Linked DNA regions of Homo sapiens: regions 1 and 3 are each linked to region 2. Evidence: chromatin contacts called from ENCODE Hi-C or POLR2A ChIA-PET data. All regions are on one chromosome and are shown on one strand. The core of a region is the stretch at or near the end of the contact, and the rest is flanking DNA. Distances in the headings are between cores, read along the strand shown. Region 1 holds the start of LINC00880 (long intergenic non-protein coding RNA 880). Region 2 overlaps KCNAB1 (potassium voltage-gated channel subfamily A regulatory beta subunit 1). Region 3 overlaps TIPARP (TCDD inducible poly(ADP-ribose) polymerase).

Region 1 (4,652 bases), core at 243-2,742, 970 kb after region 2:
GAGTCACTGAAGTCCCTTCCTGGCTTAAGTCACTTTGGTACTCAATACAGTGTTTGTTTACATCATTTAGCATTATGCCCCTTAGCTTTACCCAGTGTCATTTTAAGAAATGATCGGGTGAAAAACAGCTTTAAATTATCTGTAAAATTGCCATAGATATTCATTATGTTGCTTCACATAAAAAATTCCTTGCAACTAATTTCCACTTGGACTTTAGTACTAGAATGAAGTTTGCCTATGTTTTCTTTTTTCAGTTAATGAAAGCTGTGGAATGCATGGGACTATTCTTTTTGCCTAGGAATCTCAGAACTTAATTTTGAGGATCCTCCTTAGCCTACATTTTCTGACATAGTTCTTACCCTACATCTCCCTTTCCCCCAACCACCATCAGATATTTCTTTCTCTAAGTTATTCATCCCATCTTTGTTTTAAGGTACCTATATATTCTTTTATGATTCCCTTTAAAAAATCGCAGAAGTAGGAAGATATAAAAATTAGTTATTCTAGACTTCCTCAAAATGTTCTTTCAATCTGCTTTTAAATGGCATATACAATCATTCTCGGCTTTGGCATTTGGTTCAGGTGACACCTGCAAGTTACCTTACCAAAGGCCTACCCAGAATTGTGTACAATCCCAGCAAACAAGGCTCTGCCCCTCTCAAGAGTACTCTCAAACAGCAATGCATATCTCATCTAATGCATTACTATTTTGTGAGTCACTAACAAGCTTCAGTACTTTGTTTTATTAGTAACAACTGACTCACAGCACACCTTGTAGCTGTGGAAGCCCCATCTGATACCCAGACCCCTGATGCAATGCAGCTGCTCTGAGATATGCCGGGAAACCACAGCTCAGGAATCAGTTCTTATTTTCCTTCAAGTAGCAGCACAGATTTCCTTACTTTCAACTGTCATGAGCTGAACTCATTTTTCAACGAAGCCTAACATCTGTGCTTCCTTCCATCCAGCAGGAAAACTTTATTTCCCCAGAACTTATTTCTTCAGTCAAAGGTGTCTGCCAGTTCTCAAGAGAGCTGTACTTACAAAGATGCCCAAGAAGCAACTGGGAAAAACTCTTTGGGGTTCTGAGGACCCTTAGAGGAAAAGCTGATGGAAAAGAGGAAGGGAGTGAATGTCTCCTGAACCCCGGCTCTGTGCTAGGCACTCCTTGGCAAATTTCTTTTAGCCTTACCAGCAGGCCTCTGATTTAGACACATTTATATGCATTTTCCCCATGAGAAAACAGGCTCAGAAGGGCTAAAGAGCTTGATCAAATTGCATCACTGTTGTCTTAGTCCATTTTGTCCTGCTATAACTGAATTCCAAAAACTAGGTAATTTATAAACAACAGAAATGTATTTCTCACAGTTCAGAAGGCTGGAAAGTTCAAGGTCATGGTGCTGGTAGGTTTGGTGTCCGGTAAAGGTTGTCTCCATTCATAGATGATGCCCTGGACACTGCATCCTCTGTAGGAGAGAAACACTGTTCTTCACATAGCAGAAGCATGAGGGAAGAGCTCTAATGACATGAACACCTCCCGTTAGGCCCCACCTCCCAACACTGTTGCCTTGGGAATTAAGTTCCAACATGAGTTTTGGAGGGGACAAAAATGTTTAAACCATAGCAACTTATTAAGTGGTGAATCCTGGATAATAGCCCAGTTGGCTGGATGATGGGGCCCATTCAGTGTTCACTATAGAAACTGCCCAGAGAGAGTGAGGCTGTTAATATGCTCCCTCAGACTGGTTACACAGAGTACCCTATAGTTCAGGCCACGTGCAGGGACTCTGAGGCTGCAGGGCCTGGGTTCAAATTCCAGCTCTGTTACTTGTGCATGACCTTGGACAAGTTACTTAATTTCATGGGATGCCTGTTTCATCACCTTTAAGATGGGGATAGTTGTTTGGAGCAAATTATTTAATCCTGGCACAATATAAGTATTCAACAACTGTTAGCTATCGTTATCCATTCATATCCCACTGTTATTTTATTGCAGGGTAAAAAAAATGATGCTTTCTTGCCCAAATGGTGGTGTTTTTATGTTGCCTATCATTTGGAAATCATTCACTTGGAATGGTAGACCTGGTAGTGGGGTCATCTTTGGAATCACCTAGACAGTTTTTTAAAATACTGATGCTTGTGTCCTACTCCTAGAGATTCTGATTCAGTTGGTCTCCTAGGCATGTAGGAGAAGGAAATTTTTAAATGCTATGAAATGCTCTTAGTGGTTCCCAAAGTCTATCCCTGGACCAGCAGGCTTAGTATCACCTAGGAGCTTGTTTGCTGGAAACACAAATTCCCAGGCCCCACCCCAGACCTAGTGAATCAGTTACTTTGGGAATACAGCCCAACAAAATAAGCCCTCTGCATCATTTGATGTCCATGAAAGTCTGAAAACCATTGCTCTAAGGGAAGGCAGTGCCCTGCAAGACTGCTTCATCCTAAACACAAGGCCCAAAGACTGATGCCAACCTACAGGGCTTATCTGTTCATTTACATGAGGCAATGTAGCTCTAGTATACTAGTCTCCCCTAGGGCCATAATATGCTGTGACTTTATCAGTGCATCCTCTCCTAGGCCCAAGGAAAGCCGGGTCCTCATCAGAAGTTTCTTTATTAAATGTTAAAAGATATCAGCTGTCCTTTGCCTTGGTTATGCTCCTTTTTCTCTGTTCCCACTATTCTGCCTATTTTCCCATAATCAACATAATCTTTCTCTGGTATTAATATACTTAAGGAGGTTTTAATTGATTTTTCCAGGCTATAGAGACACTCTGCACCTTCTAGGTGACTTTGTGTAACTCTGTTCTGATCCCTAATGTGAGGCTGTGGCACTCTCAGAGGGAGGGGTATTTCTTTTCCCCTCTTTCTTATAGAGGAACTCTCCATAGTGTCACATGCTTCAGCACCTGAGTCTTGCTCCTTGCTTCTGCTTCCTTATCCATCATTATTTTCTTTTGAAAATAAAGAAATTTTGCATTAAACATTTGCCTTCCATGTTTATCCAAATTATGTGGAACTTTTGATCAGAAGATGCTTCCCTAAGCTTACACAATCTATCTTTCATCTGATTAAAGAGAAACACTATTGTAGCTCCTAGTGGAACAAATGCCATCTCTATGTCTATGCATTTTAACTTCTCACAGAAAAAACACTGATGTTTTCCTCATTGGGTTGCATGTAACTACCCTCTAGGAAATCTAAACTAAAATTTTACAAATTCTTTTTATAATGTACTTATAAATAACTCCGCATCAGCTTTCAGCACTGAACAAGCAACAGAATCATCAAAACAAGGGCAAAAGAACAACAGCAGAGCATGAATGTGGGAGATGAAGCAGAAGAGAGATGATGTAAGTGAGTTAGCAAGGAGGGAAGGTAGGTTCTGAAATCTAGGCTAAGGAGAAGCTATGCAGGCAAGTGTTACACTCAGTCTTGGTGATCAAGGCAAAAAGGGAAACACAACAAATTCCACTGCCCTATAGCAGGCTGTTAAGGGGGGCTTTTCCTATTGCTGCAGAGTTTCAGTTGATTCCTCAAAACCAAAAACAAGGGGTGTTATGTGCCCACTACACATTTTATGCAGGGTTGCTAGATCATCAACACTGACCTTGCTAAGCAGTGACCCTGAGCCCATCACCTACCTCAGGGGTGTGCAGCAGAGGGGAGGAGGTGAATGAGGAGGACTAGAGAGGGGGAATTTATTTCAAGAGAGTTGTCAGTATGCTGAGAACATGAATCATCCACTTCAAGTGAAGAGAGCCACTCAGAGAAGGTAGGATGTCTCCCAGGAGGAGAGACTGACAGCTTGCTTCCTGGCTGGATTTTTCAGAGCCCTAGAAATGGTTCAGCCTTAAGCCATCACAGGACTGAGACAGAATGTGAGGAGAGCAAGGGCTGAAAAACAACCTATTGTGTACTATGTTCATTGCCTGGGTGACAGATTCATTCCTACTTCAAACCTCAGGAGTGTATCATACAATATACCTTTGTAACAAGGCCGGGCGCGGTGCAATCCCAGCACTTTGGGAGGCTGAGGCAGGGGGATCATGAGCTCAGGAATTAGAGACCAGCCTGACCAACATGGTGAAACCCCGTCTCTACTAAAAATACAAAAATTAGCCGGGCGTGGTGGCACGTGACTATAATCCCAGCTACTCAGGAGGCTGAGGCAGGAGTAATCACTTGAACCCGGGAGGCGGAGGTTGCAGTGAGCGGAGATTGCGCCACTGTACTCCAGTCTGGGTGACAGAGTGAGACTCTGTCTCAAAAAAAGAAAAAAAAATCTGCACATGCACCCCTGATTCTAAAATAAAAGTTGGAAAAAAAAAAGAATGTGGGCAGAAGGTTTTTAGGAGGACTAAGAACTCTCTGTCTTAAACGACCTGTGTCCCAAGAGTTTAGGAAAACAAAGACTGGAGGCTGAGTTTTATGATGCCTGTGATGTAATCTGATATGCTTCGACATAGGCAGGGTGATACTGTGTGTGTTTGCTAAGCTGTACTCTTACCCACACTCCAGAGGCAGCTACCATGAGGATATATAAGATTATCTTTACCTTTGAGCAACACCAGAGGCTTTGCTAATCAGCATAATGAATACTTAAAATGGATTTCATGTTGTGAAATTAGCAGTATTCAAAATATTTGAAAG
Region 2 (4,620 bases), core at 1,431-3,930:
TGGAGATACTGCAGATCCAGCCATATTCACCGTCCTGCTCTGTCTACTTTTCCAGGCTCCCCGTTATTGTGCTCTGTGACTTGCTTAGTCCTGCTGCTTTGCATGCTTACCCTCCACCTTCTGCCAGAATCATTGAGTCTCTACTCATCATTAGTTTTCCTACCTGGAATATTCTTACACATCCCACTTGCCTAGGTAACTCCAACCCACAGGGTCTCCTTTTGCCCCTACAGCATTGACCACCAGACTTTTCTCTATATAGGATATAGATTGTTAGTTATTTGTGTGTGTGTGTATCTTATTGTCAAAATTGTGCATCATGACCTTGAGGATGAGGACTAAAACTTATATTTTATACTTCTTCAATGCCTTTGCACTTAGAAAGTGCTGGTACATACTTGTTGCTTGATTGAGGTGCATCCATTCAGAAGTTGGGAAAGAGAGAAACCAAAGAGCAAGTAGGAACTTTCCTTTTCCCTGCTAATAGTGCTCTAGCCCCATCTTTTCTCCTGTATCTTAGATACAATATGCTACTTAATCTTGTTAAGCCTCAGCTTCCATATCTGTAAAATGGGCCTAATTTAACTTACTTCACAATGGCATTATAAGAAATCCATAAAGTCACATATGTGAAAGTGCTTGGCTCACTGCCTGCTAGCATGGGAACCTAAGTGCTCCCTTGCTTCAAGCTCCTTTTTAACCAATCCTAGTAATCTATCACTTAGGCATCTTTAGCATTTCCAAAAAGAAGTGTGTGTCTATTTATAAAGGATAGAGGGACAGAAAATAAACACCTAAAATAGAATATTGCACAATTCTGAACATATCACCCTCCTTTCATCACTTGCTTTTTCATTTTCTTTCTTTTTTTTTTTTGCTGTTGCTATTAGGATCTACTCAGAAAGTGTTTGTTTTTCTTTCTTTTTATCTCACACATGGGCTCCTAATCAGCTTGGCCTCAGGAAGTGTGGGAATAAATAACTCTTCAAACGATGTAATACGAAGGTATCTTTTATCAACTGCTGCATTTCCAGTGCCTGGCATTGTGCCTAGAACAAAAATATTTGAGCCAGAATGAAATGAAAAGGACTGAAACTTCCACCAGCTTGCAGTGTCTCTCCCATTAGCTTGCCCCAGTGTCCGAAGATCTCCCTAGACTGGAGACATCAGTTCTCAGAGACTTCTGTTAAAAGGGGAGTGTGCTTGCTGAGTGGTGGCCACGCTAATCTAAGCTACTAGATGGTAGACCAAGAAGGAAACCGGACATAGTCCAAGCCTGACCTAAAATAAGAGAAAACAGGAAGGAAGCTTCCAGGCTAGATCAACAGAAAAGCTCGAGTATCCGAGCATGGTACATTACTACGGACTATCATAGAAGCAGGAGGGATGGAATTGAAAAAAAGGGGAAGGAAAACTAGAGAGAAACCTCACTTAGCTACCAGCTTTTCTCAGAGATGTCAGGGCAGAGAATTTGAAGGCATAAATGAGAGTTTTCATTGATCATTAAACAAAGACTCCAGAGATAAGTAGGAACAATTTTTCACCTGAACCCCTCTCTGTGGGTTCTGTCACAGTGCAAACATGATGTTCTAGCAGAAGGATTTAAAGACAAGCTCTTCCCTCCCTCCTCTCATCCCCTGCTTCCTTATCTACAAAATGAAGCTGAAAAACCCTACTTCAAAGGGTAACGCCATCCTCTCAAAGAGGCATATAGTGGATACCCAGGAAAGACTATCCCTCTTGCCCTTTCTCCTTTTCATAGTATTACAGGGTTGACATATGTGGAAGTTGAAAATTACATTTGTTCCTAAATTGCACTTACTTTCATCCTCCCAGGACCCTCCAAACCCCACCAAAAACACCCTTTCATCATGTGTTCTTGTGACCTGCCCTTTTCATGAGACACTTGGCACACTCAGACCTGCTTGAAAAGTATTAATAGCTAGAGCTGTGACTGTGAAAATCAATAGCCTAGAAAAATGCTACTCATGCAGGGGGTTGTATTAAAAAATGTCCACATGATTTATTTTAGATGACCTAATTTGGTAAGTCTCTGGGCCTGTGCTTATTTGCTGTGAGCTCTCTAGCTGTTTTTCTCCTTGCATCAATATTTCTGGAGGAAAGTAGATGACACCAAGATGGCTCAGGCTCAGGACGTATGTGATTACTTGAAACCTGAATAGGCTGCTGGTGAAGGGCTGTGGAGGCGTAGTGAAAGGGGCTTATTCAAAACAAACAGAACGTGTTATTTCCTATTGAATGGAATAGAAATTCTAAAATAAGTATGTTTTCAAAGTGTCAGTTTAGATAGAAAATGCTTAGAATTTAAGCAAGAGTGAGAGACGAGTGCTGCTTGGGTTTGAAATATTGTTGAGAGGGGCAGATATTCAATCTGTTTTGAAATTTCCACTTGGGGTTTTCCAGGATAAAAGTTGCTTTGTTTATGCAGCATGACGAAAATACTGGAAATTCAGGGCTTGAGAACAATACTGGGTTACAGGGATCCGTGCTTTCTTATATACAAGTTGTTGACAGCGGTTTCGTCTGAAAAAAAGTGAGCATTTTGAAATCTGATTTTCATGACCGAGGAGTAACTGTAGGCCAAAGATGTTTTCACCCAAGAGAAAAACAATTCCTGAATTTCCCTGCAGTGCCTTTGAGTGCCACTGGGATGTGCTATTTCATAAAGAAAAGGAAGCTCTTCTGTTGCCTGAAACGCTGCTAGCAGAAAACTTTATTCAGACAGTCCTAGACTCGAACTTAAATTTGAATCTATGTATTTACCTTGATTATGACAATGGGAAATTTTATATAGTGAGAAAAAAATTAAAAAGGTAAGACCAGCATATTCCTAAGGTTCTGAGAAGCCTAGATTCCATGGCAAGCCTATGTTATTATAACCTAACCCAGTTAGATATTTTATAGAGCAAATTTTCTATGTCTGGGAGTTTTCTAGCGTAGGGGGTTCTGAGCTACACCACAGACCTCTGGGCATGGCTGGTGAAGAAAGGAAAAGTAGACATCTCATCCCCTACCATCTTTCAGAGAATATTCTGTTGGTGTCAGCCCCACCTCAGGTGCAGGCACCTTGTTACACAGTTAAGATGGAGCAGACTGGAACGTGTGTGCTATCTGGACTGCACGGGAGAAGGCCATATCAAAGCCTGTCAATGCTCTCAGAACCATGGTCTTGTGGGCCTGGCTCATCACCAAGTTAGGAGATGGCCCTCCTCTGTACCCACTGTTTGTTTTCACATATCACGTGTCACCTCTCCACACTTAGAGCGAGTGCCTCCCATCCAGTGATTCCTCTTCCTCTCCTTATCTAGTTACCAACTAATTCTCCCTAAGTTTTAAAATATAGATGCTTTTTAATAGAGTGTCTGCAAAATATATCATCCAAAGAAATGAATCCCTAATGATGGGAGTACAGGTTATTTTTAGACAAACTGTCTAGTACTTAAGGCCAGAACTATTTTAAAATTTTTATCTGAAAATAATTTCAAACATAAGGAAAAGTTGCTAAAATAATATAAAGAACACATCTGGGCTATTTATTCCTTAACATATTGTTAACATTTTGCCCCATTTGCTTTAACTTTTGTTCATGCTCTCACATGCTCACTCCTTACAACCCACCTCTCCATTTATTTTTCCAAGCTTTTTAAAACTAAGTTGCACACATCATGGCTTTTTAGTCCTCAGTATCTCTTAATAGTTATGATATTTTCTTATCCCCAATACAATTAACAACTTTGGTAAAATTTACATAAATATGATATTTTAATCTACCATTGTATTCTAATTTTGTCAGCTGACACAATAATGCTCTTTGTGGCATTTTTTTACTCCAGTTGTACAGGATCAGTATTGGATGGCAATATTTTGTTGTCATATCTTTTAGGTCTCCTTCAATCTGGAACAGTTCAGGAGAAATTAATTTTAGTATAGGAAGGAGGTCAAAGGAAAGACTATGACTAATTGCAAGTCCGCCTTGGGTTGGGAGGTGGCGCTGTGGTGCCACACAATTGTTATGCCTGCAGGAAGGTCTCCTGGATATTGTTACCGTGTCCCTGACAACGACTGTGTCTCCCACAGCTACCCAGCGAGGGTTACCACGTTTTCTTCTGGAACTTTAGGCCCAAAGCTGAGGGATCTCATAGGCCTGCTGACCTTATTAGCCTACATAAATCCGGTCCCCTGTGTCCCTGTGCTCAGCACATCCCCTGAGGGTGGGTGTTAGTGGTAGGTGTGTTAAAAGGGAGTCACCAGGCGTTAAGAGGGGTAAGGCCCTCTGAGCACTGATGGACCACAGACACGGTTACCTCAGGATTGTCTAGCCCCTAAGTCAGGTGCCCATAAATGAGCTGGGTTAGGAAACCATCCCAAGAGGCTGAAGTGGCAGCCGAAGGAGAGGCCTGATACCAGCTGGATTCAGAGTGACGGGAGTATGGATTCTGGCCTTAGCTTCTGGTGAACCCACTGTGGGAGGGGTGGGAGCTTTCAGAAAGATGCAGGTTCTCAATGGGCTAGATGGAACATTTTTAGACAATGGATTTTGACCCAATTGTCTTCTGTCATTTTCTCCTTCATGATATTCCTCTTAATTTGCTAAGGCAG
Region 3 (4,268 bases), core at 1,574-4,073, 560 kb after region 2:
GAGGAGTCTAGGATTCAAACGTAAAGGTATTTGTGAATTGGCTCTTGCTTGTTTGCCTTGTAGCTATACATTCCAGAGTTTTCTTCACAGGAAGGAGGCCCACAGAAGGCTAATAATAGGTTATTCATGTACAGGCGATGTTTGCTCCAAGCCTTTTTTTTTAATTAAATAGATAGCATTTTTTACTTTTAAAATAAGCACTTAAGCTATACAGATTATAATATTAAGTAGACACTGATATAGATCACTATAATGTGAGGTGTACTTATTTCTTAATGTTTTACATTGATGTTTCTTCCTCTCCATTTTAGGACACTTGGTGGGGTTCCCACACAAGCTCCTCCACCTCTTGAAGCAACTTCATCATCACAAATTATCTGCCCAGATGGGGTCACTTCAGCAAACTTTTACCCTGAAACTTGGGTTTATATGCATCCATCTCAGGACTTCATCCAAGTCCCTGTTTCTGCAGAGGATAAAAGTTATCGGATCATTTACAATCTTTTTCATAAGACTGTGCCTGAGTTTAAATACAGAATTTTGCAGATATTGAGAGTCCAAAACCAGTTTCTTTGGGAGAAATATAAAAGGTGAGTCAGATGTATGAAAAGTTCAAGACGGCCGGGCGCAGTGGCTCAAGCCTGTAATCCCAGCACTTTGGGAGGCCGAGGCGGGCAGATTACGAGGTCAGGAGATCGAGACCATCCTAGCTAACACGGTGAAACCCCGTCTCTACTAAAAATAGAAAAAATTAGCTGGGCGTGGTGGCGGGCACCTGTAGTCCCAGCTACTCGGGAGGCTGAGGCAGGAGAATGGTGTGAACCTGGGAGGCGGAGCTTGCAGTGAGCCGAGATTGCGCCACTGCACTCCAGCCTGGGCGACAGAGCCAGACTCCGTCTCAAAAAAAAAAAAAAAAAAGTTCAAGAATCAAGAGAGCTTTATTGTAGCCAGTGTCAAATGAGGAACATAATAGTAAACATTTGCACAGAATTTATGTTCATATTTTCTGTGTATTGACTGACATATAATCCTCATAACAGACATAAGTAGGATTATTACAATTTATATCCTACAGAGAAGAAGAAACTGAGTCACAGAAAGCTTACTTTGCTGCAGGTCATGCGGCTATTATGATATGGTGCTGGAATTTGAACCCAGGCCGTCTGGCACCAGAGGCCTTGCTCTTAATCCCTTTACTGTGGTGCCTCTCAAGTCAACAAACTAATGAAGGACAAATGGAGGGAATACATTTAGATTTCAGGAATCTCAGAATCTAAGAGACCCTCAGATTGGAGGAATTAGGCAAGGAGGGCATCCTGAGGAAAAACATAGGAGAACTCTTAATAGATTTAAGATGAAAGAGAAAGCAAGTGAATGATTGGTGGAGAAAGAAGGAAAAGGCCTTTTCTACAGTGGAAAGATAAGTTTCAACTTTTAATAGGATCTTTGATGGCATTTTGCCCTTGATAACTCCTCATTAAAACCATAAAGAGAAGTTTATGACTACATCATGCCTGTTAAATTGACCTGTATTTCATCCTTCTGAATTCTCTGTCTGTTCTTTCCATTAGGAAAAAGGAATATATGAACAGGAAAATGTTTGGCCGTGACAGGATAATAAATGAGAGACATTTATTTCATGGAACATCCCAGGATGTGGTAGATGGAATCTGCAAACACAACTTTGACCCTCGAGTCTGTGGAAAGCATGCTACAATGTTTGGACAAGGCAGTTATTTTGCAAAGAAGGCAAGCTACTCTCATAACTTTTCTAAGAAGTCCTCCAAAGGAGTCCACTTCATGTTTCTGGCCAAAGTGCTGACGGGCAGATACACAATGGGCAGTCATGGCATGAGAAGGCCCCCGCCAGTCAATCCTGGCAGTGTCACCAGTGACCTTTATGACTCTTGTGTGGATAATTTCTTTGAGCCTCAGATTTTTGTCATTTTTAATGATGACCAGAGTTACCCTTATTTTGTTATCCAATATGAAGAAGTCAGTAACACTGTTTCCATTTGAAAAATCTTGGTACTGCTAAATTATTTGATATGAACTCAATCCAGCATTTGTAGCAGGTTTTGAATGGGTGGGACTGGGTGGGGAACAGCATTGGACATTAATAGGGCACTTTTCAGACCCATTTTTTAAAGTGCTAGAAAATGCTTTTTTTAAAAAAAAAATACAAGTTTTAAAATGACCACTTACTCTTTAATTATTTACTAATTGCTAGTGTACTCAGTGTGGAAAAGACTACAGATTACACACTCTTTTCATTCACACTTGTACATATAGACAGCAATGTTATTAGGAGCATTAAATTAAAAAACTGAACAGCCTAATTTAAATGTGGCTTGGGCCTGGTAGAAGTTTGACCAAATGGAATGGAGGCTGTGAGCAATGTGAGGATTCTATTTATTTATTTACGTTTGATAAAACTTACTGGAACTAGTACTACCATGCGTATTCCCTGTCCAAAGCATCACTGCTTTGGTATAGTATAAGTTCATGAAATTCTGGTGGGTAGAAAGAAATTTTTATTTCTATCAGCAGTACTAAAATGTATCAGCCAACCAGAGAACATCAGTGACTTTAACTTCTGCAGAGTTTGCCCCAGAATTCAGAGTTCTATTTAGAGGAAGTTAAAACAACAACAAAAAACAACCATTTGAAAAATTTTTGTCACCAGCAAAACTTTTCACTAATTAGTGATATGAAATGTGATTTTTGTGTTGTTAAACTTCAGCTTTGGAAAACTCAGTCTCTTTCATTATCATCCATTCCAATTTGAAGGAGTTGGGCAGCTAATTTGGTTAAAGGCAGTCTTGAGGGTTAGAAGTATTACTTCCTTTTCGGGTTCCAGACCTAGCTTGTGACTGAAAGTTTTAGAAAAAGGAAGTACATCTATAGCCAAATTGATAAGGTTATTACTGTGTTTTGCACAAAGTATATTAGCAAAAGTATTTGCTGGAATTATTGGTAGATGGCAGTCCCACTCCTACACCTGCTTTGTCAGATACAGCTGGGTTCCCTGGCTGACTCTGTACCTTACTTACACTACTTACTTAATAGAAACACAAACTTGGAAATTGTGCCAGTGGTCCAGCTGGAGCACAACGTTTGGTGAATATGCTGTTTCCTCAGTTCAGAGAGGTAGCAACTAGGTAAACTCCTTATAAAAAGCAAATACCTGGATTTACAAAAGTGAAAGTAGTTGTTCACAAAAGAATTCGCCATGGAATTCTTTCAGTTACCAAGCTCTCCTGGTAATGTTTGTGGTTATATCATTTACACAAAACTTTTCAGGAACTTCTGTGTTGTTTAAGCAAGATGTATCTGTACTGATGTCTCAGTGAATCAGTCTGTTTATTAAGCACTTATCAGGGCTTCCACACACTTATTTATTTTGCCCTAGTTAATCCTGTTGTTTGCTGCCATTGGCATGAAATGGCCAACTGTGGCTGTTACAGTTCTTTCATTCAATTATAACTTGTAAACCAGTGACTCCTAATCTTTTTCAAGTTAAGACACCTTACCATTGCTTATTTGGTTTTATGAGACTTGTTCCTTTTTTTCTCCCTAAGGAAAAAGAAAGCTTTATGACATATTTATTTTTTTAATAAAACTAAGCAAAAATAAAACTTATGGTAATTCTTTAAAATTTGTTGTTGTTTTGGTTCCATTTAAGATCACTGGATTAATACATAGTTGGTGATCTGTAAATGTTGATTGGTTGGTTAAATGTATGATTGAGTGACTGAATGAACAGACCTAACCAGAACTTGCTGCTTAAACTTTTCTGCAGTGTGAATCTACAGAAAGTACATTATCTAGCAGCCCATTATCATTTACAAGAGAAGAATCAATATTTTATTTTGCAGGTAATACTTGGAGGAAATGGAAAAGTTTTTTTTTTTTTTTTTTTTGAGGCGGAGTCTTGCTTTGTCGCCAGGCTGGAGTGCAGTGGTGCGATCTTGGCTCACTGCAACCTCCACCTCCCAGGTTCAGGCGATTCTCCTGCCTCAGCCTCCTGAGTAGCTGGGATTAAGGCAACCGCCTCTATGCCCGGCTGATTTTTTTTTAATTATTACTTTTAATACAGACAGGGTTTCATCGTGTTGGCCAGGCTGGTCTCAAACTCCTGACCTCAGGTGATCTTCCCACCTTGGCCTCCCAGAGTGCTGGGATTACAGGTGTGAGCCACTGCACCTGGCCTCCAAAACTTTTTGAGCATCAACATGATACTGAAAGAAAATGCTCATTGGAACATA

What was found. A loop is a pair of places that touch in the nucleus more often than their neighbours do. ChIA-PET counts read pairs that join two places held with the same protein, here RNA polymerase II (POLR2A). Pooled maps may share reads with other maps.
Region 1: a map with no recorded cell type shows a loop between it and region 2 (6-fold over the local background). The contact joins the promoter of LINC00880 here to the enhancer-like site in region 2. A Hi-C loop is called at or near these places in 53 of 168 maps with a recorded cell type or tissue (A673, CD14-positive monocyte, CD4-positive, alpha-beta T cell and 34 more), 37 of 37 single-sample maps with no recorded cell type and 46 of 50 pooled maps. POLR2A ChIA-PET finds 5 or more read pairs at or near these places in 2 of 52 experiments (activated naive CD4-positive, alpha-beta T cell and naive thymus-derived CD4-positive, alpha-beta T cell).
Region 3: a loop to region 2 is called in a pooled map, with 2.5 times the contacts of the local background. The contact joins two enhancer-like sites. A Hi-C loop is called at or near these places in 1 of 50 pooled maps. POLR2A ChIA-PET finds 5 or more read pairs at or near these places in 2 of 52 experiments (OCI-LY7 and PC-3).

What each region holds. Positions count from the first base shown.
Region 1 is chr3:157,121,510-157,126,161 of GRCh38, forward strand. It overlaps LINC00880 (long intergenic non-protein coding RNA 880), which reads right to left and starts at 1,493. Exons shown (of 4, transcript NR_034007.1): 1 at 1,367-1,493.
Region 2 is chr3:156,147,996-156,152,615 of GRCh38, forward strand. All of the region lies in intron 1 of KCNAB1 (potassium voltage-gated channel subfamily A regulatory beta subunit 1), which reads left to right. Among named protein-coding and RNA genes, the nearest start is that of KCNAB1, 30 kb to the left of the region's middle. Within about 2 kb of position 2,681, at least 8 of the 41 ENCODE cell types and tissues checked have a DNase peak (open chromatin) inside an H3K27ac peak, as active enhancers do; they include ascending aorta, dorsolateral prefrontal cortex, heart right ventricle and 1 more, where a contact is called at or near this core.
Region 3 is chr3:156,703,113-156,707,380 of GRCh38, forward strand. It overlaps TIPARP (TCDD inducible poly(ADP-ribose) polymerase), which reads left to right. Exons shown (of 6, transcript NM_015508.5): 5 at 312-590; 6 at 1,572-3,658. The coding sequence ends at 2,019. Among named protein-coding and RNA genes, the nearest start is that of TIPARP-AS1, 30 kb to the left of the region's middle. Within about 2 kb of position 2,824, at least 4 of the 41 ENCODE cell types and tissues checked have a DNase peak (open chromatin) inside an H3K27ac peak, as active enhancers do.